Linked DNA regions of Homo sapiens: regions 2 and 3 are each linked to region 1. A link is an interaction called in ENCODE POLR2A ChIA-PET data of the cell type or tissue named here. Cell type or tissue: PC-3. All regions are shown on one strand.

Evidence for each region. Peaks named below come from ENCODE experiments on the same cell type or tissue, not always from the same donor. Only the 100,000 strongest peaks of a DNase experiment are listed, where the experiment ranks them.
Region 2: POLR2A ChIA-PET joins it to region 1 with 9 read pairs; 2 of 35 experiments call an interaction of 5 or more read pairs at or near these places.
Region 3: POLR2A ChIA-PET joins it to region 1 with 6 read pairs; 1 of 35 experiments calls an interaction of 5 or more read pairs at or near these places.

The regions. Positions count from the first base shown.
Region 1 is chr1:9,073,227-9,077,226 of GRCh38, reverse strand. It overlaps a transcript of SLC2A5 not described here. Among named protein-coding and RNA genes, the nearest start is that of SLC2A5, 5.6 kb to the right of the region's middle. RefSeq lists an enhancer at 846-935. In PC-3, no CTCF peak of the experiment used is centred here; a DNase peak (open chromatin) is centred at 1,966; H3K4me3 peaks cover 738 bases; H3K27ac peaks cover 479 bases.
Region 2 is chr1:9,672,779-9,676,778 of GRCh38, reverse strand. All of the region lies in intron 1 of PIK3CD (phosphatidylinositol-4,5-bisphosphate 3-kinase catalytic subunit delta), which reads right to left. The region is part of intron 1 of PIK3CD-AS2 (PIK3CD antisense RNA 2); the gene reads left to right. Among named protein-coding and RNA genes, the nearest start is that of PIK3CD-AS2, 13 kb to the left of the region's middle. In PC-3, no CTCF peak of the experiment used is centred here; no DNase peak of the experiment used is centred here; H3K27ac peaks cover 510 bases.
Region 3 is chr1:8,317,327-8,321,326 of GRCh38, reverse strand. It overlaps SLC45A1 (solute carrier family 45 member 1), which reads right to left and starts at 3,213. Exons shown (of 9, transcript NM_001080397.3): 1 at 3,141-3,213. RefSeq lists a silencer at 3,104-3,383. In PC-3, no CTCF peak of the experiment used is centred here; no DNase peak of the experiment used is centred here; H3K4me3 peaks cover 1,083 bases.

The sequences.
Region 1 (4,000 bases):
TATCTTACCATTTTGGCCAGACTAGTCTTGAACTCCTGAGCTCAAGCGATCTGCCTGCCTCAGCCTCCCAAAGTGCTGGGATTATAGGCATGGGCCACCATGTCCAGCCTTCCTTTTTTCTTTTAAAAACCCACTTGTAAGGCTTGGCATGGTGGCTCATGCCTATAATCCCAGCACTTTGGGAGGCTGAGGCGAGCGGATCACGAGGTCAGGAGTTCGAGACCAGCCTGGCCAACATGGTGAAACCCTATCTCTACTAAAAATACAAAATTAGCCATGCGTGGTGGCAGGCGCCTGTAATCCCAGCTACTAGGGAGGCTGAGGCAGAAGAATCGCTTGAACCCGGGAGACGGAGGTTGCAGTGAGCCGAGATCACGCCACTGCATTCCAGTCTGGGCAACAAGAGTGAGACTGCATCTCAAAAAAAAAAACAAAAAAAACACCACACTTGTAACTATTGCTGATAGGAACATAAATTCAGGGCAACTTGAATCTATGCTCCTGGGTTGCAGTCCTCAAACTTGGCCCAAATAAACTCTCTACTTGTATGGATTTCACCTCAGTTTTTTCCTTTAGATTAATAAATGGGTGTGGCCAAGAGCCATTTCCTCTCCCCATCAATCAAGCAAGCCAAATATAGACACCACCTTGATAGCAACCCCGTTTTGTGCATCAAAGGCACATATAGGCATTTCTGCTATCATGTGATATACCTGTTCCTAAAGAACATGACATTCTGCCAAGTGGCACATCAAAATAACAGGGCTTAAGGGGAGAAATGACTGGCAAGGACCACTTGAATCCTATGCGGTTTTACAATCTGAACACAAACAAGTATAAATGCAGTCTTGATAAGCACAGCAGCTAGGGCAGATCTCCATCGCCTGGGGGAACTTCTGCTTTCTCTTCTCAGATTAGGGTCTTTGGGCCTTTCACTCCTAGTAGAGCTGTTTCATCAAAATTGAAAATCCGGCCAGGTGCAGTGGCTCACGCCTGTAATCCCAGCACTTTGGGAGGCCGAGGCGGTCAGATCATTTGAGGTCAGGAGTTCTAGAACAGCCTGGCCAACATGGCGAAACCCCGCCTCTACTAAAAATACAAAAATTAGCCAGGCGTAGTGGCGTGCGTCTGTAATTCCAGTTACTCGGGAGGCTGAGGCAAGAGAATCGCTTGAATCTGGGAGGTGGAGGTTGCAGTGAGCTGAGATTGTGCCACTGCACCCCAGCCTGGGCAACACTGTGAGACTCCGTCTCAAAAAAAAAAAAATGCCGGGCGCGGTGGCTCACGCCTGTAATCCCAGCACTTTGGGAGGCCGAGGTGGGTGGATCACCTCAGGTCAGGAGTTCGAGACCAGCTTGACCAACATGGTGAAACCCCGTTTCTACTAAAAATACAAAAATTAGCTGGGCATGGTGGCAGGTGCCTGTAATCCCAACTACTTGGGAGGTTGAGGCAGGAGAATCACTTGAACTTGGGAGGCCGAGGTTACAGTGAGTTGAGATCATGCCATTGCACTCCAGCCTGGGGGACAAGAGTGAGACTTCGTCTCAAAAAAAAAAAATTGAAAATCCAATGCAGGCTATAATCAATTAAAACAAACAAATTACATATGAAAATATCTTCAACTGTCCTGCTAACTCCACCATTTAGTTTAAGATTATTGAAAGGGTCACAGGGGAGTGACAACTGTCTGGGCCAGTGGCACGGGAGTAAAAGAATTTACCAAGACAGTTGTAGGTAGAGAAAGATAGATTTATTAGAGAAAGTAGGAAAATATGTTGCAAGGAGGCAACGGGCGGTATCAGCAGAAGAGGAGCGGACTGCAAGGAAACAGGCTTGCTGGAGATTTTATAGGATGGCTCTTGGGATGTTGGATTACGCCACGGCTGCAGGAGCTAACCTGCCTTCTTCTGTCAACCGGGATGTTTGATAAATTGAGGTGTTTGATGTGAAACGGGAAGTCTGTGAGTTATGTGTGTTATTTGCTCAGGAGGGCTACACTTCCTGGGACATAAACACAGACAGACCTATAACTCATCTGCTTCCTCTTTGTTTATCTGTTGTGGACCATGAAGAGAGGCAGATTTATAGCTTATTTGCTTTCTCTTTTGCTTTCCCCTGGTGCTGCCAACCTGACTCCTTTTCCCTAATTAGGACTCCACAGAAAGCTTGGAAAGCACTTCTTTTTTTTTTTGTTTTGTTTTTTGAGATGGGATCTCACTCTGTTGCTCAAGCCGAGTTCTGTGGCTCAGTCACATCTCACTGCAGCCTGAAGTTCCTGGCTCAAGCAATTCTTCTGCCTCAGCCTCTCAAGTAGCTGGGACTATAGGTGCACACCACCACACCCAGATAATTTTTGATTATTTGTAGAGATAAGGTCTCACTGTGTTGCCCAGGCTGGTCTCGAACTCCTGGGCTCAAGCGATCCTCCTGCCTCAGCCTCCCAAAATGCTGGGATTACAGGAGAAAGCGCTTCTTGAAATCACAAAACCAGCCCAGAGCCCTGCAGAATTTTCAGCGTTTTCTCTTTAAGGTCTTCATATGTTGTGTAAAGGAAAATAAAAAACTCAGGACCCCAATTCACTCTGCCAAAAAGGAAAAACAAAATTAAGCTGAAAGCTGAGTCATGCAAGGAGCTGTCTTTCCTTATGTTCCTAAGCAGACAGCGACAGATAAAAGGTTAAGTATCCCCACAAGTAGCTACTCTGTGTTCACCTCACTTTATGTAAAGTGCTGATTTACTGAGCAAGAGACAGACATGTAATTGCTGATTCCTCTACTTGTACCTTTTCTCTTGTAACATGTAGGTTACCATACTCTCCCTCTTTCCCCTCCAGCCAGCTTTTCTTTAAATATCGACGCCCTCAAAATCATCTTTGGAGAAAGGCACAGACCACAGACTATTTCTGAGATTCTGCTTTTTTCTTCTGGGCATGTCCTTAACCTTGGCAAAATAGACTTCTAAATTGATTGAGACCTGTCTCAGATACTTTTTGGTTTACAGTTGCTAAGCCTTGCTCTTTCATTGAGAGAATGCTTGCCCCCCTCCGCTCCACCACCACCTCAAACTATTATATGAACATGCTGCTAAGAACACAAACACAATTTCTGCATTCTACTGACGTATTTTTTTTTTTTTAATTTTTGGAGATGGAGTTTTGCGCTGTCACCCAGGCTGAAGTGCAGTGGTTTGATCTCAGCCCACTGCAACCTCCACTACCTGGGTTCAAGCGATTCTCCCGCCTTAGCCTCCTGAGTAGGTGGGGTTACGGGCTCCCGCCACCAAGCCTGGCTAATTCTTGTATTTTTAATAGAGACCGGGTTTCACCATGTTGGCCAGTCTGGTCTTGAATTCCTGTAATCCGCCTGCCTTGGCCTCCCAAAGTGCTGGGATTACAGGCGTGAGCCACCGCGCCCGGCCAGCATTCTCTTGTTTACCATCTGCAAATGAACTAACTAACTCACAGTACAGAAGCATGTACTGAGTGAGGCAGAAGAGACTCCACCATTTGCACCACCAGGGGCTTTGGTAGAATATCTTCCTGTTTTCTGTCCTAACAGATTTTCAGGCATCCATTTAATAGTTCTACCAGTGAGAAACGGTTTCAGCTGCAAGTGACAGAAAACAAAATGAAGTATTTTTCTTCCCTACTAAGTCAAGTTGGTGGTGGGGAGCTGGGATGGTGCTCCACAGGGTAAGGGGCCCCAGCTCCTCCTAGCTTGGTGCTCTGTCCTGTGGGGCTTCAATCTCAAGGCCCAAGCTGGTGGCATCTACATTCCAGGAAGCAGGATGGAGAAATAGGCAAAGCTAAGAGAGCAAAGTTTCTGGAAGCTGCCTGCCATATGGCATCTTGCATACACTGCATTAAGCGGAACTTTATGTCTGTACTGACTGCAAGAGCAATGGGGAAATGTCTTTATTTTGGGCAGCCGCAGGTCTTGTTCCCAATTCTATTACTACAGAAGAGGCACTGACCAAATGGATTTATGGATGGGGAGG
Region 2 (4,000 bases), 600 kb before region 1:
TAAACATTGTGACAAGCCCCGAAGGCAGCCATTCAGTTTTATGAATGAGGAAAGTGGGACTCAAGGAGGTGACGGGGAAGGAAGTGGGTTTAGGTTTATTCTGGAGCCTGCTCTTTACCACCGTACCACTGCCTCTCCCAGGCCAGTGCACTGGAGCCAGATGGTATCAACTGCCAGCTCAAGGACACCTAGGTCAACTTCCCAAAAGAGGCCTAGGGGTTGGGCAAGGAGGCCATTGAGATTGTAGAGGCCAGGCCTTGCTTGCCCCTGGCATTGGGGAGAATGGGCACCACCCCAGGCCAACTGGGGAAGGGCCAGGCACCAGAGCTGCGTCCTTCTGCCCACTCTTGCTGTAGAGGATCAGAGTCCAAGACGCCAACTCCATCAGACACAAGGACCTTCAAGAGCAAGGAACTAGGCTGGGCACGGTGGCTTACGCACTATGGGGGGCTGAGGCGGGAGGATCACTTGAGCCCAGGAGTTTGAGACCAGCCTGGGCAACTTAGCAAGACCCCATATCTACAAAAAATCTAAAAATTAGCTTGGTGTGGCTGGGTGCGGTGGCTCACACCTCTAATCCCAGCACTTTGGGATGCCAAGGCAGGTGGATCACGAGGTCAGGAGTTCAGGACCAGCCTGGCCAACATGGTGAAACCCCATGTATAGTAAAAATACAAAAATTAGCTGGGCATGGTGGTGGGCACCTGCAATCCCAGCTATTCGGGAGGCTGAGGCAGGAGAATCGCTTGAACCCGGGAGGTAGAGGTTGCAGTGGGCCGAGACTGTGCCATTGCACTCCAGCCTGGGGGACAAGAGCAAGACTTCGTCTCAAAAAAAAAAAAAAAAATTAGCTTGGTGTGGCGGTGCACACAGTAGTCCTAACTGCTCAGGAGGCTGAGGCAGGAGGATTGCTTGAGCCCAAGAGGTTGAGGTTGCAGTAAACTATGATCGCAGCACTGCACTCCAGACTGGGTGACACAGCGAGACCCTGTTTCTAAAAAAAGGAAAAAACAAAACAAAAACAAACAAGGAACTCTGCCTGGAAGTCCAACTAAGTCCTGGGAAGGTGGGGACGGGGGGTGGGGGTGAGGGGACAAGTGAAAAAGAGCCAGGAAGCCCCTCCTGCATAGCCGCCTGACTCCCAGAGGCCTCCTGAGTCCTCCTCCCTGGGATCTGGACTCCCCTCCCCCAACCCAGCACTTCTTCCTGGGAACAAGCCCGTGTTTGGAGGCAGCATGGTGCAGGGTTAGGAGCAGCCTCTGCCACTTTCTGGCTGGGTAAGACTTAGGTAAGTTACTTCCCCTTTCTGTGCCTCAGTTTCCCCATCTGTAAAGTGGGAATCACAGTAGTACTTACCAAACAGGGTTGTCTTTTTTTTTTTTTTTTTTTTTTTGAGACGGAGTCTCGCTCTGTGGCCCAGGTGGGAGTGCAGTGGCGCAATCTCGGCTCACTGCAAGCTCCGCCTCCCAGGTTCACGCCATTCTCCTGCCTCAGCCTCCCGAGTAGCTGGGACTACAGGCGCCCGCTACCACGCCCGGCTAATTTTTTTGTATTTTTAGTAGAGACGGGGTTTCACCGTGTTAGCCAGGATGGTCTCGATCTCCTGACCTCGTGATCCGCCCGCCTCGGCCTCCCAAAGTGCTGGGATTACAAGTGTGAGCCACCGCGCCCGGCCTCAAACAGGGTTGTCATAAGGCTAATTAGCTTAGCATTTCTTTCTTTCTTTCTTTCTCTCTCTCTCTTTTTTTTTTTTTTTTTTACATTGCCCAGGCTAGAGTGCAGTGGTGCAATCTCGGCTCGCTGCAACCTCTGCCTCCCAGGCTCAAGCAGCGATCCTCCCACCTCAGCCTCTGGAGTAGCTGGGACTACAGGTGTGCATCATCATACCTGGCTAATTTTTGTATTTTTTTGTAGAGATGGGGTTTTGCCATGTTGCCCAGGCTAGTCTCAAACTCCTGAGTTCAAGCAATCTGCCCACCTCAGCCTTCCAAAGTGCTGGGATTACAAGCATGAACCACAGTGTCCGGCTAGCTTAGTATTTTCCTTTTCTCTCTTTTCTTTTTGTTTCTTTTTTTTTTTTTTTTTTGAGACGGAGTCTCGCTCTGTCGCCCAGGCTGGAGTGGTGCAGTGGCATGATCTTAGCTCACTGCAGCCTCCACCTCTCCGGTTCAAGCAATTCTCCTGTCTCAGCCTCCCGAGTAGCTGGGATTACAGACACCCACCACCACACCCGGCTAATTTTTGTATTTTTAGTAGAGACAAGGTTTCACCATATTGGTCAGACTGGTCTTGACCAGTCTAGAACTCCTGACCTCAGGTGATCTACCCGCCTTGGCCTCCCAAAGTGCTGGGGTTACAGGCATGAGCCACCGCGCCCGGCCAACCTTCGTATTTTCAAAGTGCCCAGTACACTGCCTGGCACAGGGTACATATTACAAAAGTGTTTGTTGTTATTAGATACAGAAACGGCAAGCTACGTTAATGAAAATGGCAACTTTCAGCTGGCAAACGGCAAAGCTCCTAAGTACAAATGCTACTGACAGGACCCACGGGAAAAGAAACTTTACCTGATGCCCCCTTTCTGGAGCATGTGCTCATTCTCAGAGTGAGGGCTTCCCCTAGTCCCGGAGGGATTTCTAAGTTGAACCTGCCTCTGGCCCAGGCTCTGTGATCCCTACGACTTACCCTGACTCCTACCTAGCAGAATCAGGGGTGAATGGCGCTCTCCATGCCCTTACCAAACACCCTGGCCAATGGCCTCTACGTGCTGACCACCCCCGGGGTGCCATGGAGTCGAGCCTTCCTTCCTGTCTCTGCATGCCCACAGAGGTCGCCATGCCTGCTCCAATCGGATGGCAGTTGTTTACCTGTGTAATCATATAATGTAATTATTACATAAGAGGGTGCACCCTGGGTGTGAAAGGAGCTGATTCCATGAAGAAAACAAAGCTGAGTGCTTCAGAAACCTAGTAAAAGACAAGTCACCCAATAAAACAAACTTCCTGTAGAATTATGGAATTAGACCAGGCAAGACAACTGTAAAATCTCAGCAGGAATTATTAAAATGTAGAAGGAAGGCCGGGCGCTGTGGCTCACATCTGCAATTCCGGCACTTCGGGAGGCTGAGCTGGGAGGAATGCTTGAGCCCAGGAGTTCGAGACCAGCCTAGGCAACATAGCCAGACTTCGTCTCTACTAAAAATCAAAAAAATTAGCCAAGGCCAGGCATGGTGGCTCATGCCTGTAATCCCAGCACTTTAGGACGCCAAGGTGGGTGGATCACTTGAAGTCAGGAGTTCGAGATCAGCCCGAACAACATAGTGAAAACCAATCTCTGCTAAAATACAAAAATTAGCCAGATGTGGCGTTGTGCACGACTGTAATCCTAGCTACACGGGAGGCTGAGGCAAGAGGTTTGCTTGAACCAGAGAGGCAGAGGTTGCAGTGAGCTGAGATCGCACCATTACACGCCAGCCGGGGCGACAGAGGGAGACTCTGTTTCAAAAAATTAAAAAAATAAAAAAATTAGCCAGGTGTGTGTGATCCCTGCTTACTTAGGAGGCTGAGGCAGGAAGATGGGTTAAGCCCAGGAGGTCAAGGCTGCAGAAAACCGTGAGTGAACCACTGCCCTCCAGCCTAGGTGACAGAGCGAGACCCTGTCTCAAAAAAAAAAAAAAAAAGTAGGATTAAAAAAGTGGATTATACGTTGCATGTACGCCTCATACAGAAAGATGAACCTGTGACCTACTCAAACATAAGCCCTTGGCCATCTGAGAGCAGATCAGGGAACCAATGTACACTGACATATTTTAAGTGAAAATGAAATATTTATTGGGAAGGGAGAAATAACAGTAGCTGGCATCCATAGCAGCTTCTCCAGGTGAGTGCTGCTGGAGAGGTATATAGGACTCTGTGCGGCTAGCCACGGAAAAAAATAAAATAAAATGTTTACATTTGAGGTAATGCATCTTAATAATTCTCTACCTGAACCAAAGTCAGTT
Region 3 (4,000 bases), 760 kb after region 1:
CTGTGGCTTTGGAAAATACCACGCTTTCCTGTAGGAAGAGAACAGATGAACCTAAGAACCATGTAGACAAGTAATACTTCATTTGAAATAGAATTCATTTATAAGGAGTAAATCAAGATTAACATGTTTAAGAAGCTAAGCTTATTTATGTTCCTCACTGGCCTAGCTCAAGCACTTCTGCATGGTAAAACCTGGTGATTGGCAGGTCTTCCTTTCAAAACCCCAAGCAGCAGTTAGCATCCCCTGGAGCTTCATTCATCAAAAGCACAGAAATAGAGCGCCAGTTCCAACACTGTGTAAGACCATCTCCTTCAGAGTCAGAGGCGAGACCCAGCACAGGTGAGGTGGACGGTTGGATCGGACTCCGCCCAAAGGTCACAGCCCCACGTATGCTCTCAGTGGCCATCTCCCTTTCTGTCCCTCTGCCCAGCCTCTCCCCACCTGCAGGCACACAGGCATATCTCCCACTCTTTCTAATCAGCATTTTAACCATAATGTGAACTTAAGTGCATTAGAAACCTTCCCTTTAAATTTGGAATGAAGAACTGTGGCCCAGTTTGGAAAAACTTCAGCTTTAAACAGCATATGGCAGGTGTGTGTGTGTGTGTGTGTGTGTGTGTGTGTGTGTGTGTGTAGAGAGAGAGAGAAACAGAGAGAGAGAGAGAGAGACAGACAGACAGACAGACAGACAGAGTCTCCCTCTATCTAGCCCAGGCTGGAGTGCAGTCATCATCGCTCAGTGCAGCCTCAACCTCCCTGGGCTCAGGTGATCCTCTCACCTCAGCCTCCCAAATAGCTGGAACTACAGGTGCACACCACCACACCAGGCTAATTCTTGTATTTTTTTGTAGAGATGGGGTTTCGCCATGTTGCCCAGGCTGGCCTCAAACTCCTGGGCTCAAGTGATCCACCTGCCTTGGCTTCCCAAAGTGTTGGAATTACAGGCATGAGCCACCATTCCCAGCCCCTGAAGTGTCTTTTTGAAAAGAGGAGCCTCTTTGACCTTATTTAAAGTGGACTATGTAGACGGCCCACTTCTCTACCTGCAAGAGGACAACTCTACTGCCACCTCCGCCACACCCCACTGCAGCCTGTCCTAGCAGAAGGGAGATCCTCACACACTCAATGAACTTCTCTCTAGCATCTGAACCAGAATTAAACCTAGCTTAATCCTGGCTCAGAAGAAGTCTTTACTAAGGATTCATCTTCAAATCTGGGGATCAGCATTACCATTTTTATTAAAACTACATTTAGTAAAAACTGTTCACAAATGTTTATCATAAGAAGAATTTTAGAAACTCATTTTTGAGACCGGGCACAGTGGCTGACGCCTGTAATGCCAGCACTTTGGGAGGCCGAGGTGGGTGGATCACCTGAGCTCAGGAGTTCGAGACCAGCCTGGCCAACATGGAGAAACCCCGTCTCTACTAAAAATACAAAAAATTAGCTGGGCATGGTGGCGAGTGCCTGTAATCCCAGCTACTCCGGAGGCTGAGGCAGGAGAATCGCTTGAACCCAGGAGGTGGAGGTTGTAGCGAGCTGAGATCGCACCACTGCACTCCAGCCTGGGCAACAGAGTGAGACTCTTGTCTCAAAAAACAACAACAACAACAACAAAAATCCATTTTTAAGGTTCCCATAAAAATGGGTGAAAGTGGAATTTAAGATCATAAAATCTAATTTTCATGCACAAATACAAACATTCGCCAGACCATCTTTACTGTACCATATGACCATTTACTCGGTCAAAAGGAAATCCACTCATCTCCCTGGATCCCCCGAAGGCTATGCAAGGGGTCCACTGTGCTTCCAGAGTACAGAGGATGCTTAAAGTAACAGATTCCTCAAACTGTGTTGTGGGAAGTTTAAGCGGCAAATGATTAATAAAAGTAATCAATGTCAATGTAGTTTGAATGCTTACAATGATCCTACTACGAGCGGAAACCATTTCCTCATTTCTTTCTTCTCGTTATGAAAATGAGCTCCCCCCACGGGGTTGCCTTGGGCCACCTCCCTTCCTAGGGCGTATTTGCTTATTTGTTTATTTGAGACGGAGTCTCACTCTATCGCCCAGACTAGAGTGCAGTGGCATGATCTGGGTTCACTGCAACCTCCGCCTCCTGGGTTCAAGCGATTCTCCTGCCTCAGCTTCCCAAGTAGCTGGGATTACAGGCATGTGCCACCACGCCCGGCTAATTTTGTATTTTTAGTAGAGATGGGGTTTCACCATGTTGGCCAGGCTGGTCTTGAACTCCTGACCTCAGGTGATCCACCCGACTCAGCCTCCCAAAGTGCTGGGATTACAGGCATGAGCCACCGCGCCCGACCCCTCATGCTTCTTTCTACCCATTCTCAAAATTCTTCAGTGAGGTCCTCCAGGACCAGGAAGGTGCTCTACGGACTTGGGAGGGTGCACTTAATAGGCTAGTTACTGAATCGTGGCCGTTTCCCACTTTGCATCTCCGGCAGCTTGACCCCTACTCCAGGGCCAACTTTTCCCAAAAGCCCAGGCCAGGTGCAGCCTGAACGTGGCTTTCCTCCGCCCCTGACTCTGCTTCCCTGTAAGAGCTGAAAAACATGCACGGCTGTCACTCTAGAAATAATTAGAGAAGTTGCTGATTGTCGAGGGCAGAAGGAGCTGAACGGCTTCCACCTCAGCGCGTTCCCCTTGGTGCTGACTCGCTCGGGAAAGGGGAGTCCTCGGTGCCCTCGCTAAGTAACCCTGGGATGCTGAGGGGCGTTGCCAGGCCCCTGGTCAACAAGAGGGCTCAGCCCCACGCAAGAGGTGAGCCGGGAGCGGATGACACCTGCCCAGGTGACTAGGGACCAGGCCTCCGGCTCAAGGAGCGCATCAGGAGCTGGGGCCAAGGCCGGGGTCTCCTCCCCTTGCCAGCAAGGATGAGAGCACCTGCCATCTGGCCGGCACCCTCCCCTGGGCCCGAGGCTCCTGCCCTCGGAGGGGCGAGACGGGGGAGCTCCGTGGACTCTGCAATTCATGAGACTTCCACGAGGAACAAAGGTCTCCGTGCCGGCCTCGGGTCCCGGTCTCGGCGCCCTGACTACCCCGGGGCCCAGGGCGCGGCGCCCCGGCAGGCACGGAGCCAGAGAGCGGGCGGAGGGCGCGGAGGAGACGGTGGTACCTGTGGGTGGAGACGGCAGGCATCCCTGTCCCCGCTGGGCTGCTGCCTGCCCGGCCGCGGTCCCGGCTGCTGCAGCATCACCCGGGGCGGGGCGCTGACGTCACGGCCGCAGCCTCCGCATCCGCGCGGGGCCCGGAGCCTTAAAGCGGCGCCGCGTCTGGGGCCCCGCGGGCGGGAGGGGAGCCCGGTGTCCTCCTGGGCCCTTCCCGCGGGAGGCCCGTCCCGGTGCTTCGCGCACGACGGCGCGGTCTGCAGGATCTGCCAGGATCCCGGAGGAAAACGTCCCCCCGGCCTCACAGTTCTCACCGTTTTCTTCTGATTTTAAAAGAAATAAATACATTTTCGTGTCTTCATGTATAAATAGATACCCATGTGTTCGCGGATACGTGAATGCCGCAGTGCGTGTGCCAAGCCTGTGCCCATGTGCGCAGTGGGGCAGCCGGGCCTGCTGGAGGCGTCGCGACTCTGGGCCCGGAGCTGTCCAAGGCACTGGGGATGCCGCAAGAACAAGGCAAAGTTCCCGCCCCTGGGGGAACTTTGTAATGTAAGTAAATACATAAATACTTTATGTATTTATTATTTACTTCATTTTTTAAAATACAGAGAGGCAGGGCCTTGCTATGTTGCCCAGGCTGGTCTCGACTCCTGGGCTCAAGTGATCCTTCTGCCTCGGCCTCCCAAAGTACAGGTGTGAGCCACCGCACCCGGCTGCATGACATTTAAGAGAGAGACACACACACATTAAACAAGACATAAAATAAATGGTATGTCAGAAGATGGCAATGCCCTAGAGAAGGGGTTAGGGAGTGTGGGGCTGCAGAGGCGCTGGCCTTGCAGGTTTCTATCAGGTTGTTGGCGAG